2 separate regions of the Homo sapiens genome follow, and region 1 is linked to region 2. A link is a loop called in an ENCODE intact Hi-C map of the cell type or tissue named here. Cell type or tissue: dorsolateral prefrontal cortex. All regions are shown on one strand. Each heading gives the region's core, and the rest is flanking DNA. Links, peaks and the distances in the headings are about the cores only. Region 1 overlaps CNTNAP2 (contactin associated protein 2). Region 2 has its middle 100 kb from the start of C7orf33.

The links. Peaks named below come from ENCODE experiments on the same cell type or tissue, not always from the same donor. Only the 100,000 strongest peaks of a DNase experiment are listed, where the experiment ranks them.
Region 1: it touches region 2 in a loop (8-fold over the local background); 2 of 110 quality-filtered maps call a loop at or near these places.

What each region holds. Positions count from the first base shown.
Region 1 is chr7:148,381,713-148,384,622 of GRCh38, forward strand. It overlaps CNTNAP2 (contactin associated protein 2), which reads left to right. Exons shown (of 24, transcript NM_014141.6): 22 at 1,937-2,176. It also overlaps a transcript of LOC105375554 not described here. Among named protein-coding and RNA genes, the nearest start is that of C7orf33, 210 kb to the right of the region's middle. RefSeq lists enhancers at 1,591-2,092, 2,093-2,594. In dorsolateral prefrontal cortex, for the core only: no CTCF peak of the experiment used is centred there; no DNase peak of the experiment used is centred there; H3K27ac peaks cover 2,038 bases.
Region 2 is chr7:148,484,550-148,487,459 of GRCh38, forward strand. No RefSeq gene overlaps it. Among named protein-coding and RNA genes, the nearest start is that of C7orf33, 100 kb to the right of the region's middle. In dorsolateral prefrontal cortex, for the core only: a CTCF peak has its summit at 1,166 (motif pointing left); no DNase peak of the experiment used is centred there.

The sequences.
Region 1 (2,910 bases), core at 91-2,590, 100 kb before region 2:
CTGGCTTGAGGGTGAGGGTTTGACAGGGACCCGCCCCTTTCTGCCTAGATTTTCTCTGCCACCTTTCTCTACCATTGTATCAATATTATTATCACATGGCCCTGAGTTGGAACCATCAGGTCCTGCAAACTCCAGAGCATCTACTTACTGCACATTGGCCCCCCCCCAGGGGAATTGGTCCCAGCCAAGGGTCTCTAGGAAAGAGGCACATCAACTAGATGTGGAACACACTCCGGTTTTGGAAGTACTGGTTCTGTTCTCCAGGGCATCAGAATCCTCCTTTTTGTGACCCTGCTGCCTTACAGGAAAGAAACAACAGTTGAAACACTGGGAATTTTCCCCAATAGGGAGAAGGCACAGAAAGGAGAAAGCTAAAGAAGAGAGTGAAAGAGGCCCAAAGAGAATGGAAAAGTGAGAGCAGGCCATTTGCCAGGGCTCATTCCTGCCATCCAGCCCCAGCTTCTGGCTGCTCAGTGGACGCTTCTGCCAATGCTCACAGCCCCACAGGCCTGGGCCCGGGAGCCTCTGCTGCCACCCGTGGTTTCTCTCCCTGTTCCACCATCGGAACCCCGTGCCCCAGGCTCTCTCCCTTGAGGCCACCTCAGAAGGAGATACCAAGGGGAAGACAGCTCTTTAAGAAGTGTAGACTCCATGTTAAATTGAGACCCCGCAGACAGATACGGCTTTGAAACAATTGATTTTCTGTGGTGTCATAGGGAAACCTGCCCTCCTCAAAGTTGCGAAAACTGTCAGGGACCCTATGAAATGGAGCGGGAGTCACAAGTTTTCTACCCAGCTCTAAAAGAGGAGACAAAACTAACACTGGTTCACAATAGATAACAGAACGGCTTCAGCAAAGGGCAAGCAAGCGTAGAGAGATGCTGGAGAAGAACAAGGCACTTTATCCATGTCCCCCACAGCACCCTGCCTCAGCGCCGGGGCAAAAGAATCTTTGTGTGAGCCCAGGGAGTCGGCAGGGACATGAGGGGTTGATGCGGCACTTGCTCAGAGCAATCGCAGTGCTGCCGCTGGAATTATCTTTCTCACACAGTTCCCAGTAGTGGTTAAAAGGCTCTGAGGTCAGTCCGCCTGGCCCACTAGCTAAGGGCTCTTAAGCATTTAAGGACTCTTTCAACATTTGTTTCTGTTAGTTTCTAAAACTTGGAACAGAGGGCCATTGATTTAACTGGTATAACAACGTGTGGGTACATTGCACTTGTTACCTTGGAAATGCCTCTACTCAGTCTCACCTCTGAGCTGAGTTAGTTTGGGAAGATGTTGAGCCTACAGGTAGTGGGGAGATGGTGAGATTCACCAAGGCATGTGTTGTTTGTGATTGATTGGGTTGGGAAAGTTTCCTGACTGCCAAAACCTCCATCAGACACTAGCCGGGGATTCTGTAAATCTCAGAATTCCAAGGGGATTGGATTTTGAAGAAAGGAGATGTTCACGTACAGGCTACTAGAATTCTTGTTCTTTTTTTTTTTTTTTTTTTAAAGAATTCTGAAGAAGAAAATAAGTAAGAGATCTAAAACAGAACCATATTTTGCCAGGAGGGCAGAGCAGGGCTGCTTTGTTCAATTTGTTAAGAGGGTCAGGGAAGCATCAGAAAAGATAAGGAGAAAAATCAATCAGAACCAAGTCACTGTTGTGAGTTTCGGCAGCGTCTGAAGTAGCCAGAAGGTACTGAGAAATGTATTTTATCACATATAGTCTTATTTTCACCCTACCGTATTTTCTGTTAACACAAGGTTCCTTTAAAGTCAAGTATGCAGCCCTAAATCTTATCGACCCATTAATATTTCATCCAAAACAATGTAACATCTTAAACTGAAACCTAAATGTAAGCTTTGGACACAAGCATTCAAAGACAGGTATGTTGTACAGCTGGACTATGGTGAGTCAAGTAACATTTTCATTTCTTTTTTTCTTTTAGAAACAGGGAAAATTGACCAAGAGATTCACAAATACAACACCCCAGGATTCACTGGTTGCCTCTCCAGAGTCCAGTTCAACCAGATCGCCCCTCTCAAGGCCGCCTTGAGGCAGACAAACGCCTCGGCTCACGTCCACATCCAGGGCGAGCTGGTGGAGTCCAACTGCGGGGCCTCGCCGCTGACCCTCTCCCCCATGTCGTCCGCCACCGACCCCTGGCACCTGGATCACCTGGATTCAGGTAAAGTCTTCAGCAACCTCAGGCAGGTTGCTTCATTTCTTTAAACCTCAGTCTCTTGGGACTATGGAATGGATTTAATAACAGAACCTCACTGGTAATGTCATTGGAGGATTAAGAAAGGGCAAAGGAACGTTGTGAGTACGGAGTTCTCAGGGCAGCACTTAGCACATCTGAAATACTCAGGGCCAGAAATAAATAAGTTGAAGGTAAAGAATGTAGGAAGTATTAACTCTTCAATTAGGTTAAATGATGACTTGCCTAAACTGATGTCTGCGCCATGACTGTGGGTGATTTGATCAATTCACTGTCTCACTTTTGCCTCTTATGACTCTTAATGACTTGCTGTAACATAATCTGTGTTTTAATTTAAGAAGAGATTTACCTAAAGCAATATAGAGATCCGTCTCCTGGCTCTGTATTTATATGAATAATACTGGTGGCTTCCAGATCTTTAAGAGGTGCCTTTAAGCTTGCAAAACTCTGTGGATTTAGTCCCACTTCTTTGAGTGGGAAGACATGTAATTTGAAAGCACAGGGCTCAAATGAAAGGATGTAGCTGTTGGCTGAAAAATTAATTGGATGAAAAGAGTATACACATAACCCTGGGTGGGAGACAGCCTATTAAGCTGTATCTCAGGAGACTTAGGTCGTACTCCTAGCTCCACCTAAATTGGCCTTGGGCAACTCAAGTGACCTGCCCAAGCCTCTGCTTTTTCACCCATAAGGTGAAGAAG
Region 2 (2,910 bases), core at 116-2,615:
AGAAAGTGCACTCCCCCTCCGCTTTTTGTTCTAGTTAGGCCCTCGGTGGATAGAATGGTGCCCACCTGCATTGGTAAGAGTTGACCTTCTGTACTCAGCCTACCAATTCAAACACTGATCTCTTCCAGAAACACCCTCACAGACACACCCAGAAGCAGTATTTTACTGGCTCTCTGGGCATTCCTTAGCCCAGTCAAATTGACACAGAAAATAACCATTGCATTCTCTATTTTGCAATGTAGGACAAGATATTATCTCATTTAAGCACAAACTCCTCTAATTACATTAGTTTTAATATATTGGTATGATGATGTTCTTCTCCCCTGTCCAAGGAGCTCAAAACTTGCAAGTTGTTCTGTCACCTAGATAAGTTTGAAAATTACTGGGAAAGGGCACTTTCTTTCACAGGCATGAGGTCTTTTTTGGTGGAGGATGGAGGCTGGGCTCTGGCAGGCTCCCACCGCACCTGGCGTGAGAGAGTTGAGGGCAGGCTCCAAAGCACCCAGCTGCTCAAAGCCACCAGCCACTCTGTTTTCCACTGGAACAGGGGTCAGTTCTGTCCCTGGAATTTGCAGCCTAAGTATCACAACTCCACCAAAGTCTGAAGGCAGGCTGGCAGATCTTTGGGTTGTCATATGAGTCTTTGGAGAGGTAGGATGTGGTCCTTTTGGGAAGAGTCACCCACTCTTCCTGGGCAGAGATTATCAGGACATTCAGGTTCAACTGAGATTTCAGTCACTATGTCTGAGAATTAATACACCGTAAATACTCATTGATTAAATCACTTATTTGATTCAGACTTTGCCTAAATGATATTAAGGTGGCAGACAAGAGAACTGAAAACATAGCAAAATGGGTTTCCTTAGGTTATTTTCTGATCACTTGATTAATTTTAACTTTAGTTTATCTCTACAGAATCCATCTCTGTGTCCTTTAGGAAGAGGGTGTCAAAAAACAACATCTTATAAGCCAAAGCCATTAACTTTCACTTTTGATCATGAGTTCCCTTTCTACATTTTTTATAATAAATTTTACATCTCCATGATATGCATTTCTGTTGGTGCACAGTTATTATCAGATATTTTTCACTTTAATGAATCTCTGTGCACACATACTAGGCAGAATGTAAATTTCCATATGTGATGAAATGTGTGAACAGAAGTAAAATTACAGTGCCATCTTCAGGAAACTAAAAGTCTTTCTTTACAAAGCACTACATATGTAGCTCCAAGTCAGCTAAAAATGTTCCCGGATTTGAACATAAATCTCTCCTTTATGTTATAAAAATGGTAGGTGAAGCAAAGGATAAACATGGGGCAGCTCTTTGCAGTGAAATGCAATAAAATCTTCTAGATAACCACAGAGGCGCTAAGGATTTAGTGCTCCTGGAACCAGAGAGGGTGTGACTGCCTTGTTTTATAGCCGTATATTCATTACAGATGGCTAAAGGAGAGGAAAAATTAAAAGGAGGACGCAAAGTTGCCCTTGTTGCAAGCAAACTGCCTCTGTTTTTCTTAAATTGTTATGGATTGCCGAAGCTGGAAGAAAACCTGCGTAGTTCCGGGTGCCAGCTCCTGGTCTGGTAGAAAGTTATTCTGACAAGCCATGGTGTGCACCTATATGTGTTTGGATAAGAGCACTGGGGGACCCCCATCCACACACTAAAGGAGGTTTAAGAAACTCAGGCCATGAACGGCTAAAGCACAGGGCTTGGTTTCAGAGAGCCAGAGAAGGTTAGAGCTAGAAAGAAGTTGTTTTACAGATGGGGAAACTGAGTCCTGAAGAGGATGCTTAACTTGCCCAAGGTCACGTGTCTAGTAGACCACTGGAAACTCTCTTGATACCTGGAGCCCTTCAATAAATGGGCAGGTAAACTGGTCTAATCTTTCTGGAAAGCAACTCGGAAATTGATCATATGCTTAGAGCCAGGACTTCCTGCCCATACTGACTTTTTTTTTTTTTTTTTTTTTTTTTTTTTGAGACAGAGTCTCAGTCTGTCGCCCAGGCTGGAGTGCAGTGGCGCCATCTCCGCTCAATGCAAGCTCCGCCTCCCGGGTGCACGTCATTCTCCAGCCTCAGCCTCCCAAGTAGCTGGGACTACAGGCACCCGCCACCACGCCTAGCTAATTTTTTGTATTTTTAGTAGAGACGGGATTTCACCGTCTTAGCCAGGATGGTCTCAATCTCCTGACCTTGTGATCCGCCCACCTCGGCCTCCCAAAGTGCTGGCATTACAGGGGTGAGCCACCGCGCCTGGCCACCATACTGACTTTCAAGCTGCAGAAGTGGGGCCTTTCCCTAGCCTTGCGCTTTGGAGAGCCCCTCCCTTCCCACCCTGCCGCGGGTGTCATCTCCCCACCAGGCAAGGAGTAGGAAGAGATCAGGGAACATGCCCATGCCTCACCAATCCCCCTAGATCACACTCCAGCTTCCTGGAACTCTGGAATTCCCTGCCCAAGCAGTCCTAAGCCAGCTTCCAGGACCTGAGCATATCACCCAAAGGGTAGCAAGGCGTGAAGGTTTATGGGAAGGGAAAGTGTGGTCAGCCCTAGAAGCTTCAGTGTGCAGGCTGAGGTGCCAACACGCATGCGCACAAGCCCCCTCCCAGTGAGAGACAAAGCTGGGGGTGGGAAGAGGAGGCGGTCAGGCCCCGGGTCAGTGCCTGGGGTCCGTTCTCCCCACGCCAGCATGTTCCATTACAGAACTCCAAGGAACCTACAAATTCTAAATTCAAACCTTGTATTTCAGGCCATTTTGAAGGTATATTTGTCAAGGTAGATGGCTAGAATATATCTTATATAAATTATCAATTTGTTTGCTTGATTTATAACTTAAATATCTAGACACATTTTTACTTTTGCTCTGAGCTCAGCAAATCAGGAATAGACTGATTTTTCTCAATACTCAAAA